Linked DNA regions of Homo sapiens: region 2 is linked to region 1. Evidence: chromatin contacts called from ENCODE Hi-C or POLR2A ChIA-PET data. All regions are on one chromosome and are shown on one strand. Each heading gives the region's core, a stretch centred on a gene start or an enhancer-like site at or near the end of the contact. The rest is flanking DNA. Distances are from core to core; before and after follow the strand shown.

Region 1 (7,174 bases), core at 1,846-4,345:
CTCCCTGCCTCACCTCATCCATCCTTTTAAAAACTTAATTTTAAACCTAGAAATATTTCAAATATCTAGAAAAGTAACAAAAATAGTAGGAGAAGCATGCCTGATTTAAAACAGGTGACCATTTTGCTGCATTTGCTGCAAATCTCCTCTGTTCCCTCTACTCCTTTACTATCCAGGTCTAATCCATCTTGAAAAGAACCTCCCTGATCCTATCTGGTCAAGATTATCTCTCCTCCAAAATACATTTTTCCTAATTCTAATTTTGACCAATTTTATGTTTCTTCTCTTGTCCAGGATACTTCTTATAAACTTTACTGGTTTAATTCACTCTTCTTCTTAGCCTAAATTAATTTCTTTAGTGATTATTGTTCCTCAGATTTTCTATTTCATCTTGAGCCAATTTATGTTTTTTTAAAAAAAAAAAATCCATTTTATCTAAATTTTTAAAATCATCAGCAATTTTTTTGTATTTACTTAAGATTTTAATATCACAAGTGAATCACTGTTCTGCCCATTCCCATTTCTAATAATGTTCATACATCCCTCCACACTTAATTATTTTCTTTAAAAATCTTGGTGAAATTTTGTCTATTTTATTAGTATTTCCTTTTTTTTTTTTTTTTTTTTTTTTGCCAGTCATGGCCAGACCTACATTCACACCTTTTTAGTGAACTGTTAACTCTGAATGTCAAGTCCAGCAAATAAACAGGGTGAGAGGAAAAGTATATTCAGCTGCTTCCCTTAGCCCTCGCTGGTTCTTTCTAGTCTAAATCATATCTGAGTGACCCCTCCCATGTGAAGAATGAAATATCATGTCCTCTGGAAAAATAAAAGTATAACTCAAATACTTTGTTGATGACAAGGTAAAATACTAACAATATCAATAATAAATTGATCTGGATGCGCAATACACAGAGGTCAATCTCTTACCATTCTCTGGAAAATTGCATTAGTTGGATTGCAGATGTCAGAAAAGGTGCCAGAGTGAGAACAGGATTTAAGCTAATAATTATAATAATTATAAGAATATCACGTTTGCATTTACCAAATACCTATATTTACCAGTAACGGATTTTAACATCATTAGCATCACCCATTAAGAATATCTGTCTATCTATCTATCTATCTATCTATCTATCTATCTATCTATCCATCTATCTATCCATCTATCTAGAGAGACAGAGATTAGATATAGACAGTGTGTGTGTGTGTGTGTGTGTGTGTGTGTGTGTGTGAGAGAGAGAGAGAGAGAGAGAGAGACAGAGAGAGAGAGAGAGTGACAGAGACAGAGATAGAAAGAGAATGTATAATCATGTACCTGAAGGTTCACAGCACACTTGTGGATCATATTATAATAATCCCAGATTGCCAGGGAATCTAAGGTCAAGATAGGCTGAGTAACTCACTCAGGTAATACAACTTGTAAATGGTCATTCTAGAATGAGAATACAAATCTGTGTGACTCAAAACTTCTCTCTTTTCACTGTGTCTTGCTCACCTCATTAAAGAAATTGCTAGTTAAATTATGAGGATGAGGAGGTCATTTTACATAAGGGAAAGATACAAGTAAAAGTAAAGTGTGGGAAAGTGAAAGGCACCATGGAGGAGATAGGCAAAGTGCCTATTGATAATGGGCAATGCTTACTACATACCAGGCTCTGCTGTGAGCACTAGGCCTGTGTGAACTCATGGAATCCTGTAAATAACCCCATGGTAAAAACTTCTATTGCCCTCATTTGACAGAAGAAGAAACCAGAGAGCAAAAAGATTAAGTAACTTGCCCAAAATTGTCTGTGTACTAAGTGAGGGGTTTATATCCAGGCATCTTACTTCAAAGCTGCCATTCTTAATAGGTGATAAAGATGAAAAAGTGGAGACATTTTCAGAAGCTCTCTAGTATCCTCAACATAGTTCATTATTTCTAAGTGTGTCTTCTGGGTAACACTATTTGTGTGGAGGTGGAATGTTAATATGTTATGTGAACAAAAGGTTTTGCTGGCCAATTGGTGAAGGCTATGCAAGGTTTAATGCAGGTAAACAGGTCACTTTGTGACAGGATTTCCCGAAACATCTAAAATATATCACTATACAACTTCAGATGGCCAAGAAAAGGATGTAGGACACAATGTTCTCTCTTCTTTTTTACTTTCTTTTTTTTTTGGGGGGGGGATGGCGTCTCGCTCCATCGCTCAGGCTGGAATGCAGTGGCACGATAGCGGCTCACTGCAGCCTCTGCCTTCCGGGTTCCAGTGATTCTCCTGCCTCAGCCTCCCACATAGCTGGAATTACAGGCACGTGCCACCATGCCCGGATAATTTTTGTATTTTTAGTAGAGACGGGGTTTCACCATGTTGGCCAGGCTGGTCCCGAACTCCTGACCTCAGGTGATCTGCTCACCTCAGCCTCCCAAAGTGCTAGGATTACAGGCATGAGCCACCGCGCCTGGCTGAACTTTGTTCTTTGAGATGGAGTCTCACTCTATTGCCCAGGCTGGAGTGCAATGGCACAATCTTGGCTCATTGCAACTTCCACTTCCCGGGTTCAAGCAACTCTCCCACCTCAGTCTCCCTAGTAGCTGGGACTACAGGTGTGTGCCACCATGCCTGGCTAATTTTTGTATTTTTAGTAGAGACAGGATCTCATCATGTTAGCCAGGATGGTCTTGAACTACTCACCTCAAGTGATCTGCCTGCCTTGGCCTCCCAAACTGTTGGGATTACAGGCGTGAGCCACCATGCCCAGCCCAAACACAATGTTTTCTAATCTTCCTTAGAATGCTTATTGTTTCACAGAGAAGCTGGGGACAGATATATTCTCATAAGTCACTTCTCCTTGGCCATGCAGCTAGTTAGTGGCAAAACTGGGGCCAGAACTGAAGACTTCTGGCTGCTGGACTAGGCTTTGTCTAGGCACAGACTGAAATATATCCTTTGAACAACGTACAGTAATTTAAGGTTTTATGAGCAGGAAAAAGCCGGACACAGAATATACTGAAGTGGAAAGAGAGGAGTAGCCTGTACCAAACTACTACAGAACTCAAGAATGACATGCAAAGTGGCCTGGTCTAGGATGTGACAGGAAGGAAAAACAGGAACTAAGAATAAAACCAAACATTCAAGAACATAAGTAAACCCTAAGGGTTTCTAGGAACCAATGGTTGCTGTGAGAGACAGACCTTGCTGACCTACTGGGATCTCAGCCATAATTCTGAAAAACCTAAGAGCAGGCACTGAAACCCCCTCTCCAGCTCTCTCAGTGTATTCCAGGGAGTGATCAGTTGCCAAGAGCCATGCAAACACTACTGAATTGTGTCTAGTCATTATCCGAGAATTACTTTTAAATCTAGCTATATTCTTCCTAACAAAAGCCAAGAAAATCACGGTCAAACCTTTGAACAAATAAATGTTCAGTTCTCACCCCTTGCCTCATCCCCCATTACTTCCCTTCTCTACGACGTGTGTGTGTGTGTGTGTGTGTGTGTGTGTGTGTGTGTGTGTGTGTGTTGTCTTTCTCTAGGGTCAAACACAACTGAGATCTAAAAATATCTTATTTTTTCAGAACAACTACACTAATTGATGCGTATGGAGAACATGTTAGTCATGTTCACAAAATGCCAAAATAAATATAAAACTGTATCCTCAGGAAGTCACACACTCTCTAAAGTATACAATCCCAGAAGCCAACTTTTATTAACCCCTCTTTGCCTTTGCTGCATTTTTAGAAAATCAAAATAGTTATCTCTTTCAGAGTATCACATGATATTAATGATTAGTTCACAGTTCCTTTTCCATATTTTGGTCCCTTATCATCTAATCATTAAGTCCAACTGTCTTTAAGGTAAACATTTTCTTTTTGCTTATGCATATACTTGACATACATAAATTCCTTCCCATCATCTTGTGGCAGAGACCACAAGCCAGCCACTAATGTTTCTCTCCTCCTACCATATACAACCCAGCCTCCCTTGCAGTTAGGTAAAGTGACAACCTTGTCTCCAACAGAATGTGAGTAGAAGTAACAAGTGCCATTTCAGATCTAGCCTTTACAGAATGACCATGAGCACTCGTCCAGATGCTGTTTCCCTTCTAGTGCCTGGGATGCAGACATCCTGAGCAACACTGGAAGCCATGTGCTGATTTCGAAGCTACCATCACTACAGGGCCCTGAAGAATACAGGAGAGCTGCTGTGCTGTCCTAAATGCCTATAACTCCAGGACTCTTACGTGAATGAGAAATAAAATATTATTGTGATTATCCACTGATTATTTTGTGGTCTCTGTGCTACTACTCCTAGCCTAGCTTAACAGAGAAAGTGAATTGACAACTTGAAATGAATTGGGACTGTAACAAAGGCTCAACACTTAAGTATTAGCTTAGTGGCCAAAATCAGGTAGCAAAAAAACAGACAAAACAAGCTGGAATACTGGCAACTCATACCAATGAAAAAACATTCAGTAAAACTAAAGCCTACAGCTATTCGAAAGGCAATCCAATTGCCTAGTGAAACTGCAGCTTCAGCGAACAAGAGGGTTCAAGAGGCCATGATGTTCTTATATATTGTTGATTTTTGCCACTGACTGCAAGGTACGACAAGAAAAAGGTTAGTTCAGACAAAAATTAACTAGAAATGAAAAGGAATGAGAGTGTCAAGAAATTTGATACTTTGAAGAGCTGAAAAATTACACTGCATCTGATTCCCAAAGAGCAAAAATAAATATAAAAGCTTTGAAAAACAAAATTCCATTAAAATTCCCAATTCACAAAAGACTTAGTTCTGTAACAAAAATAGTATTGTAGCTAAGAATAAAGCCACCCCACCAATTCCCCCAGTCTGTTGTTTCAGATGGACTCAAGGTGGCCACCACTGAGTAGAGAAAGAAGCACGGGGCATGGAAAGAAAGAAAAAGAGCAGAGTTAGGAACTACATTTAGAACAACTTTTCATGTGTTTCCTGGTCACGGAACTGACTAGAAGCAATATATCAGAACCTGTTAAATTTCTGAGGGAACTAAAGTACTAAGAAACTACAAGTCTATGGTTTAAAAAAGCAAACTCTCTGATTAAAATTTCAAAAAAGCACTGTGAAACTAGTTCTCAAAAATACTTCCTCCTTCCCTTCTCCTCTATCCTCACAGGCTGCACAAAACAATATTGGGGCTTCAGACTTACATGGAAGGGATGGGGGCTCTGAAAGCTACACAGCCCTCACTGTGGACACCTTCCCTACCAGCTACTTCAGATGTGCTCAAGGAGGATCAGTGTCAAGGGAGAACCTCTCAGGGAGTCATGGCAGGGGTACTGGGAACATAAATAAAATACTCTAGGGACAACTTGGGAATGGTCTTATTTGATTATCTTAGCCACACGTACAAATATAGCAGGGTGTTTTTTAGTCATAACATTTACGTCGTTTTTGTAAAACAAGCCTACATGAATATGTGAAATAAACTCTCTCCTGGATAAGATGGGCCCACATAGATCCTATGTATAATTTAAAAATATTCTTACTAGAATTTAAAACTAAAATTTCAGAAATTATTTAAAGTACAAGAAATCACTGGGTTACTGCAATCTAACGTGAATGGAAAGCTTTTTTCTTTTTTTTTTCTCTCCACAGATTATTTTGTCCTCTGTAACCTACTTTAAGACACACAAAAAATGTTAAGATGTTTTTCACATAATGACATAATAAAATTTATTGCTTTACTGTCACAAACACAGTCCCCAACAAAGACTATAACCACATCACACTATTGGAATTCATATAAAAAATATCAAGAAATGAGATGTTTTATTCGCTTATCCCTATACCAACTGATATTATTATTTAATCATTTATTTTGCCACTGAAATAAAAGGTTTTTAAAAGTACATACTGCCTTAGTTATTTCTAAAATTCTAAAGATGAGCAATGGTGCTATACCACTGGCTTGGCTAGGAGTACTACTTCAGTTGGAATTTCTCTCTGTTCAGCCTACCTCCTTCCTCATTTTCTATGAGTAGTCAAAATAGCAGAGTATCACTTTTGGAGTGACATGGCATTTCGGGAAAAGCCCACACGACAACTGTTTAAAATATTCTTTGCAAGCTTCTGACTGAGAAATACAACACAGGCAATTTGGAGAAAGCTTTAATTGTACTCAGATTCTATAATAGCAAAAGAGAATAAAATGTGGGACTTTTTTTAAATGGGCAGGATTATGAATCCAGCATTTAATTGAGCCCTTTTTATATGCAAAACTCCTCACTGGGTACCAACATATTATATTGGCTGAAAATCTACACATAAATAGAACAAGAATAGTGATGGACAGAAAGCTGTGGCAGGGTAGATTCCCCCCTTGATCCAGCCCATGCTGAAACATAGAAAAGATTCAACTTATAAAAATGGGAGCTTTTTAAAGCAAAGAGAGACAAGCCCTCTTTGAGCAGGAGATACTCTTCCTCTTCGAATCTTCTTTTATCCTCAGAAATGGAAGCTCCATATTCCTTATCTATCAGCAGAACTAGGCAGATCTGAGACTGGCAATCTTCATGAAAGGCCAGACCCAAGAGGGTTACAAAGACATAAAAACACTGATGAGCTGCCACATTGCGGGAGGTGAAGAAAATGGTAAGAGAGAGCTGAAGGGAGAGAATCCATGGTAGATATTTCTGTCAAAAGCAGAGAATGAATTTGGCCATGTGGTGTATCCCAAGAGACCAGACTAAATTCCATTAGTGGAATTCAGTAAAAGAGCTGAAATGACAAAAGAAGGCAGTGTGTAATCTTCTTTTCTCTGAGGACTGAATACGAGTGGGAATAGATTGCTTGAAACTATAGCAATAGAACAGTCTCTTTTCCAGCTATGGTTTAATCGTGATGAGTTGCTTTGATTACTCTAACTAGGCTGCACAAAAGGGACTGGGGGACCACCTCATAGAGTGTAATGTTACATGCGATGTTCTTGTAAGTGTTTAATTCCCCTCCACTGGTAAGTGGGAAGGTTCAAGGCGAGCGTGACCTGGGTTTCAAGTTAGGGTGTGGCCTCAGGTTGTTTTGGCTTCAAAAGGTATTAAGTAACATGCATAGGGGGGCCACAAGGCTTGTCTTAGAGAGGCCATTGCAAAATAACATTACAAAATAAGATTTTCTATGCAAGTTCAATGAAAATAAGACCTCATTTAAAGGTCT
Region 2 (7,174 bases), core at 2,689-5,188, 34 kb after region 1:
TATACATAGGATAAGAGGTTAGGACTGGAGATTAATCTCTTAATTACAATTATAGTTGAGTCCAAGAAACCATAAAAACTTTCTGAAAACAATCTAGAACAAGAAGAGCAGAAGAGCAAGAAGTGAGGGGTTTAGAGAGGAGAATCGGAGGGTGGAAGGTGAGGTAACCGTGTCCTGTGGCAATGCTAAGGCAGAGCAGAAGGTGGTGTCAGCAGGAGCCCTAACTGCAGAGGAAAATGAGGGTTAAGAAAATGCCCTTCAGTGTGGTTAGAAAATCACCGAAGTGGCCAGGCACGGTGGCTCACACCTGTATTCTCAGCACTTTGGGAGGCCGAGGTGGGCGGATCACCTGAGGTCAGGAGTTCAAGACTACCCTGCCCAACATGGTGAAACCCTGTCTCTACTAAAAATACAAAAGTTAGCTGGGCACGGTGGTGCGTGCCTGTGGTCCCAGCTACTCGGGAGGCTGAGGCAGGAGAATTGCTTGAACTCATGAGGCAGAGGTTACAGTGAGCTGAGAGTGTGCCACTGCACTCCAGCCTGGGTGACAGAATGAGATTCCATCTCAACAAAAAAAATCACCAAAGCAACCTTGCTGGGTCCCTGGAGACACAAAGCAGGTGCTGGGGACTACAGTTACATGCAAGTTCATTGTACTATTTGCTCTACTTTTATGCAATTTTGAATTTTTCATTCTCAAGTTTTAGAAAATGTGAATGAGAGTTGAGGAAAAGCAGGTTAGTGGAAGAAAAGAAGTAAGAAGATAGTTTGGGACAACAGCAAATATCCTTCCCTCCTTGTCCCTTCACTGCCACAATTTACTATTTAATTTATTTTATTTTATTTTAGACAGAGTCTCACTCCGTTGCCCGGGCTGGAGTGCAATGGTGCGATATTGGCTCACTGCAACCTCTGCCTCCCAGGTTCAAGTGATTCTCCTGCCTCAGCCTCCCAAGTTGCTGGGTGTGCACCACCACGCCCGGCTACCTTTTGTATTTCTAGTAGAGATGGGGTTTTGCCATGTTGTCTGGGCCGATATTGAACTCCTGACATCATGTAATCTGCCTGTCTCAGCCTCCCAAAGTGCTGGGATTACAGGCGTGAGCCACTGTGCCCGGCCTCACTGCCCCAATTTAAGAAAGAAGTACTGGGCAGTGATGAACAGTGCAGGTTTTAGCATAAGGCCTTCTGGGTTGAAATATTAGTCCTACGATTTATTAGCTGTTGTCCTTGGGCAAATCATGGCAAATCACCTAATCTGGTATTAATTGAATACTACTGACTATGTGACAGGTACTTTGCATAAATTTTTTCACATAATCCTCACCACATTCTTCTAACGTGGTTATTATACCTCAATTTTCCAGTTCAGAAATATCAGTGAGGGGACAGGTGTCTAAAGTTATAGCTAGAGTAAGTGGTAAAGCCAGGAATCAAATGTGTATCTGTAAATTCTACTAATGTCTAGTTTTGTGTTCTTAAGTACTAAGTGATATAGAGAAGGAATAACCTATGGCACCATGCATTCGATTAAAAGATAAGTTCCTAACAATGATATCAAAGGATATGTAGGTATACTTATCAAGTTCTTCATGTTCTCATCTGCTCCCATATTTCAATTTTTTCCAAATTCCAACCCTCAGAGAGAAAACACTCATTCGAAGTTGCTTAAATTGCCTCAGCTTTTAAAATCAATGCCAGTTTGCATAAAATAAAAATCACAAGATATTCATGTTTCCAAAATCACTTTTAAATATCCCACTAATCATTAACTACTGTCTCAACATAGCCACACCTAATAAGCTAAAAGCTATTTATAACTTTATAGGAAAAAAAACTGTTTCTTCTACCTCCTACATAAGTGTTTGTGCTCCCAACATCAGTGGACTCAACACATTACTTCCCATTCCTAAATTGCAGGTGAAACTCAGTTGCAAGAGCATTTTTGTCTAGATCACAACCACCTTCTAAACTTCTTTGTTGTTGTTTTGTTTTGCTTTGTTTTTGAGATGGAGTATCTCTCTGTTGCCCAGGCTGGAATGCATGGCACCATCTCAGCTCACTGCAACCTCTGCCTCCGGGGTTCAAGTGATGCTCCTGCGTCAGCCTCCCGAGTAGCTGGGATTACAGGTGCCCACCACCACACCCAGCTACACCTTCTAAACTTCTGCCACATTCATATGAGCCCCTCTCCAATCCAATCTCCATAGAGAAACCAGAATAATCCTATCAAAAGCAAAATCAGATAATGTTGCTGTTTTTCTTTTGCCCTCTGGAGGCATCACTCAACCTAGAAACAAATCCAAGCTCCTCACAAAGATCTTTCAGTCCTGGCCAGTTACCTCCCCAAGCCACATCCTAGCTTACTTCTTGATTCACAGTGAAACACTGAGACACTAGTTCAGTTTCTGCAACAAGCCATGCTCCTTCCTGACTCAGGGCCTTCTCATACTCTGTTCCTCTGCCTGGATAACCCTTTGCCCAATCCTTTATGTGGTAGGGCCACCTAAGTTCACCTCCTCAGAAATTCTTTCCTAACTCTCTAGCCTAAAGTTGGCCCCAAAGGTTATATATACTTACTGACCTTTTTTTTCTTAGAATTGATTTCAATCTGTAATTATGTATTGTTATTTTTTGTTTATATACTGTTTTGTCTGTCTCCTATACTGGCTATAATTCCACAAGGGCAGAAATTGTGTTTGTGTTCTCTCCCTTCTCCTTTATTTCTTTCTCTCAATAAACAACCAAACAAGGCCTAGCACACAATTAGCAAGCAATCAAAGTTTACTGAGGAAAAAAAAGGAGAACAGAGACGACAGAAGGAAAGAAAAAGTCAATTTAACTGCTAGGATCACCCAAATACGATTTTTTTAAATCACAGCTTAAAGGTCTGTTCAGGCATTTCTCATTGTTTCTTAATACTGATTGATGTCTACCCTTTTTCACATATATATTAGATTGGATATATAGGAAGAATGTCAGAAACGAAGTAACAATAAGACATAGTGAGGGGGACCTAAAACTGTTTCAGGCTCCTACACTAAAATCAACTCCAATAAATCCTATAAGATTCTATAAGATCCTAGAATGGTATAAATTTCCAGGTATTTTTAAAATTCAATGATCATAGGGAAAATGCCATTAATCGTGGGGATGAGAAGAGGTAAGGCATTTCTTAAAATGACTTTCAGTATATACCTTAATGCTAGTTAATTTACCTTTCCAACCCTTATTTGTTGGCTTCTACTGTACATAAACTAATAATAAATAATTAAATGAAAAGAACAACAATCAAAAAACACACCAGGATGCTTATGTCTTACAACTTTAAAAATTCTTATAGATTTTAAATCCTGCATCCCTAGTTATTCATACATTGAGGAGAACTCTACATTTATCTTTTGGCATAGCCGGATTCTTCCGATGCGATCTGAAGAACTTGTGTCAGGAATTCTTATGACAATCTCCTGGGCATCAACCCTCCCCCATGTGCAAATACCGGTTTTATTCATTAACTGACTATTGTCTTTACCTAAAAATCAAGCTCTCTAAAGGAAAAAGGTTGTGAAAGTTTCAACTGAAATTACTCCTATGTTCCCCTGTAGAGAGAGCTGAAAGATCTTTCAAGGACATTAAATAGCCAGAGGTGAAAGGGAGCAACTAACAGGAAGGAAGGGAGGATTCATTCGCAGGAGTCACTATAGGAAGGTCCTCCACTGTGAGGTCGTCAGGATGAACTAAAATTGGAGAGTTCATCTGAAACAACTGGGCATTCTTGATGCTTGGGAGTTACAAGTTTGTTGTCTTTAAAAAAAAAAAAAAAAAAAAAAAAAAACCTATGTGCTGCCCTCTAGAGGCTACAAAGAATAATGGCGCCACCTATTAAAAACTGAAAGGAAAAAGTACAGGCAGGAAGAATTTGTCTTTGCCAAATGTATGACCTAACGTGTTACATTTAGTGTCATACTTCAAATTAGAGAAGTAAATTAATATCATGTACGGGAAATTCTGAATTTGATGCAAATAATGATTCTGTCTGAAGACCCAATTCTGGATCTTCCTTTTTTTCTTTTTTAGTTTTTTTACATGCATTTTTAAAAATGACTTTACTAAGGTATATTTAGATACCATAAATTTGGTCATTTAAAGGGTACAATTCAATGATTTCAAAGTTCATTTAAACCAGATTGTACAATGATCACTATAATCCAATTTTGGAACATTTCAATCGCTTGCAGTAAGATCCCTCTAGCCAGTTTATGGCTAATACCCACCCATTCCTGCCCCAGCCCTTGGAAATCACGAGTCTACTTTGTTTATCTATAGATAGGCCTCTTTTGTTTTTAAAACAGAGAAGTTTAGAATTAAATGCTTCATAACATGACAAGGCAATTCCTCCTTTTTGTAGTGCTTTTCCTTCAAAATGTCCTGCCTTGATCAGTGTCACGAAATGGGGGTTAAATCCCTCACCAAACCAAACTCTGGGGAAAAGTACCTGTAAATGCCTAATTCTCAATGTCTCACACTCTGTATATTTAACCTTCCACAGATTTGAGGGTGATGTTAAATTTGTCTCTAATGTCTCTGAAAATTCACTCTGGGTATACTTTTAGCATGCAGTCCAACAGTCCATTTCAAAATAAGCTTTCACATCCCAAGGTTTTATAAAGGATTCATGGTTTAAATATCTGCCTTCATTAATTATGAGCAACCCATTTTTAACAGAATTTTTTTAATCCTAAATTATTCACTTCTTTAATAATGAACTTATTAAAAGTCTCCGTTTTGAATATCTGAAGAACATGCTAGTTCTGGTAGTATAAAGAGCCTATGTTGAAAATGAAGATTCCCAAGAACCCAGACTCTTGGAAGGTTAAGACCAGAGGCTCTAAACCATCCTTTGTGGTAAAAATCCAGCTCTTGAATTTCTGTGTAACCCTGAGAAGGGTACTTAATTTCTCTGTACATTGGTTTCCTCATGGACAAGTGGAGATAATAAGAGTTTTTATTTCATGTATAAAAATGGTGAGAAGTGTACTTGGAGCATAGCCCTTGGTGACTGTCTGCAATCAACATTATGTGAAAGTTATTTTACCAAGGATAATTATCATCACTTCTGTTTGAGAATAAAGACTGGATTTGTAACTGGTGGTAGAAAAAATGACTGACAATAAGCAGATTGAGGATCTGTAATTATTAATTTATCATTCCTTGTATCACATCCTCTATGGCTCTTCAAGACCAGCTGTGGTTTCAGTGCATTTCCAAGCCTAAGGAACAAACCAGGAAGAATGCAAACACTGGTCTCAGAGATAACAAGTCACATCAGAGCTTACGTGCCCCGATGTGTTGACTGTCTAAAGCTTTTTGTATTGCCTGTTTTAGATCCTTCTGAAGGGCATTTCCCTCACCACATCCAATTGATGAATTGCCTTTTTCACAGAGGTCAGGTTTTGGGATCAAGGCAAAGGGAAAGTGGAGGAAATCTGGGCCTGGATAACTAAAATAAAACAAATTAGACAAAAGAAGAAAGCAAAGATAGGTATTAATGGTTTGATTTTTAAGTTCCTTTTTCTCCTAAGCAATTGATGCTTTAATTCTTACGTACAGCGCATATCTCTGTGAATCAAAACCAGTAGAGAATCAAACCACTATAATTAATATAACAAGGCCTGCTGACTCACCTCCACTAAACACAGTCTCTAAAAGCCTAAATCTGCACATTAGTTGCGATTAATTCTTCTCTCCTCTTTCAAGCACCGTAGAGCAGAGCTTTATAAATAGCAAAGTGTGTTAATTTAAACAAAATATAAGAAACCAATTTTTTCAAGGTGGTAAAGACTGGCCTGCATATTTTCATTATTGCATAATGGTTACCTTTAGCCCATAAACTACAAGGTCATAGTAAGGTCACAATGAAGTGGCAAATGTAATAAATGGGAAGAAAAGTAACTAGAGACCATATTTAAAGTGACTTTTTTCCCTAACTAGGTAAATAAATGTCCTTTTAGTATAGTTCATTCAGTAGGGCTGATTTAAAATAGGTTTTCTATTTGAATCATTCATCCACACCCTATATGATGATAAAATTTCTTTTAAATTTTCTTTTTAGTGCTTTTTTTTCACCTTAAAACATACAACCCAGAATTTGCTAAGTCCCAAATGGTTTAATTTAACTTAAAGGGTAAAGCCACCCTTGGCTTAGAATGTGCATACACTAACATTCAAAATAAAAGAAGGTGAAACAGGTCACACTGTTCAGATTGTGAAGATAACATTAAAATTGGCAAAGAAGAACAAAAATGAAAAGAATAAGTCCATGCTCTTTGTGTTTCTATAAAACCTATCCCTTACACCAGGTGGTGGTAATCCAATGCTAGGAGTTCATGATTTTAAAAAGTTGTGTACCTGCTACTTCACTATAAAACACAAAGGTGCAAAGTCTGCTTAGGCAGAAAATAGCTCGAGATCTTTCAGATCCAAATGTGTAGGTCAATGTGGTAACACAGGCCAGGCATTCTGCTGTGTTTTTCATTTATATGCTGTTGATACCCAAGATACAGCAAATAATGTCATCAATTTCCTTCAATTACCTCATAGAGGATTCATTTGCACTCAGGGAATAAAAAGGTTGCCACAGTAGCTTCAGGATCACTCAGCAGCAAGAATCGGCATTAATAACTATCCTCAGAGGCACAGAGGGAGGGAAGAAAGTCATTTACTTAACATTCTTTAATTCTTTGTGGTATAACAAGACTATGTCATGATTTAGAGCTAAAAAGCACAGTTGTTTTGCTCACGAGAAAAGTCTTTCATAACCTACACAGTTTTTGTGACACATGGAGTTATGAGATCTTAGGCTACCTTTAAATACGGTATCCCCCTGCTGAAAGCTCTCAAACAGCTTGCAGAGGAAAAAAAAAAATCCCAATATTACTTTACTCCTGAGACATCAAATATCCCATGTCTTACTTTATAAAGAAGTTTCTTTGTACAATAGCTAGATAGTGCTGAAGAAAATAACTTTTGTATGCCTGTATCATAACACAGGGTCATGTATAGCTAATTAAGCATTCTTCCTTAGGTTTGATTACATAAAGAGTTGGTTTTGTAATACAATAGCACATGAAGGTCAGTATGGTTATGAGAGAAACCTTAGATGCTATGACAAATC

Evidence for each region. Hi-C counts contacts between places; a loop is a spot of excess contacts on that map. ChIA-PET counts read pairs that join two places held with the same protein, here RNA polymerase II (POLR2A). Pooled maps may share reads with other maps.
Region 2: a loop to region 1 is called in a map of endothelial cell of umbilical vein, with 2.3 times the contacts of the local background. The contact joins two enhancer-like sites. A Hi-C loop is called at or near these places in 6 of 168 maps with a recorded cell type or tissue (B cell, PC-3, ascending aorta and 3 more), 3 of 37 single-sample maps with no recorded cell type and 10 of 50 pooled maps. POLR2A ChIA-PET finds 5 or more read pairs at or near these places in 2 of 52 experiments (BJ and activated CD4-positive, alpha-beta T cell).

What each region holds. Positions count from the first base shown.
Region 1 is chr7:18,386,377-18,393,550 of GRCh38, reverse strand. It overlaps a transcript of HDAC9 not described here. Among named protein-coding and RNA genes, the nearest start is that of HDAC9, 110 kb to the left of the region's middle. Within about 2 kb of position 3,095, at least 2 of the 41 ENCODE cell types and tissues checked have a DNase peak (open chromatin) inside an H3K27ac peak, as active enhancers do.
Region 2 is chr7:18,353,020-18,360,193 of GRCh38, reverse strand. It overlaps a transcript of HDAC9 not described here. Among named protein-coding and RNA genes, the nearest start is that of HDAC9, 140 kb to the left of the region's middle. RefSeq lists a silencer at 2,194-2,488. Within about 2 kb of position 3,938, at least 3 of the 41 ENCODE cell types and tissues checked have a DNase peak (open chromatin) inside an H3K27ac peak, as active enhancers do.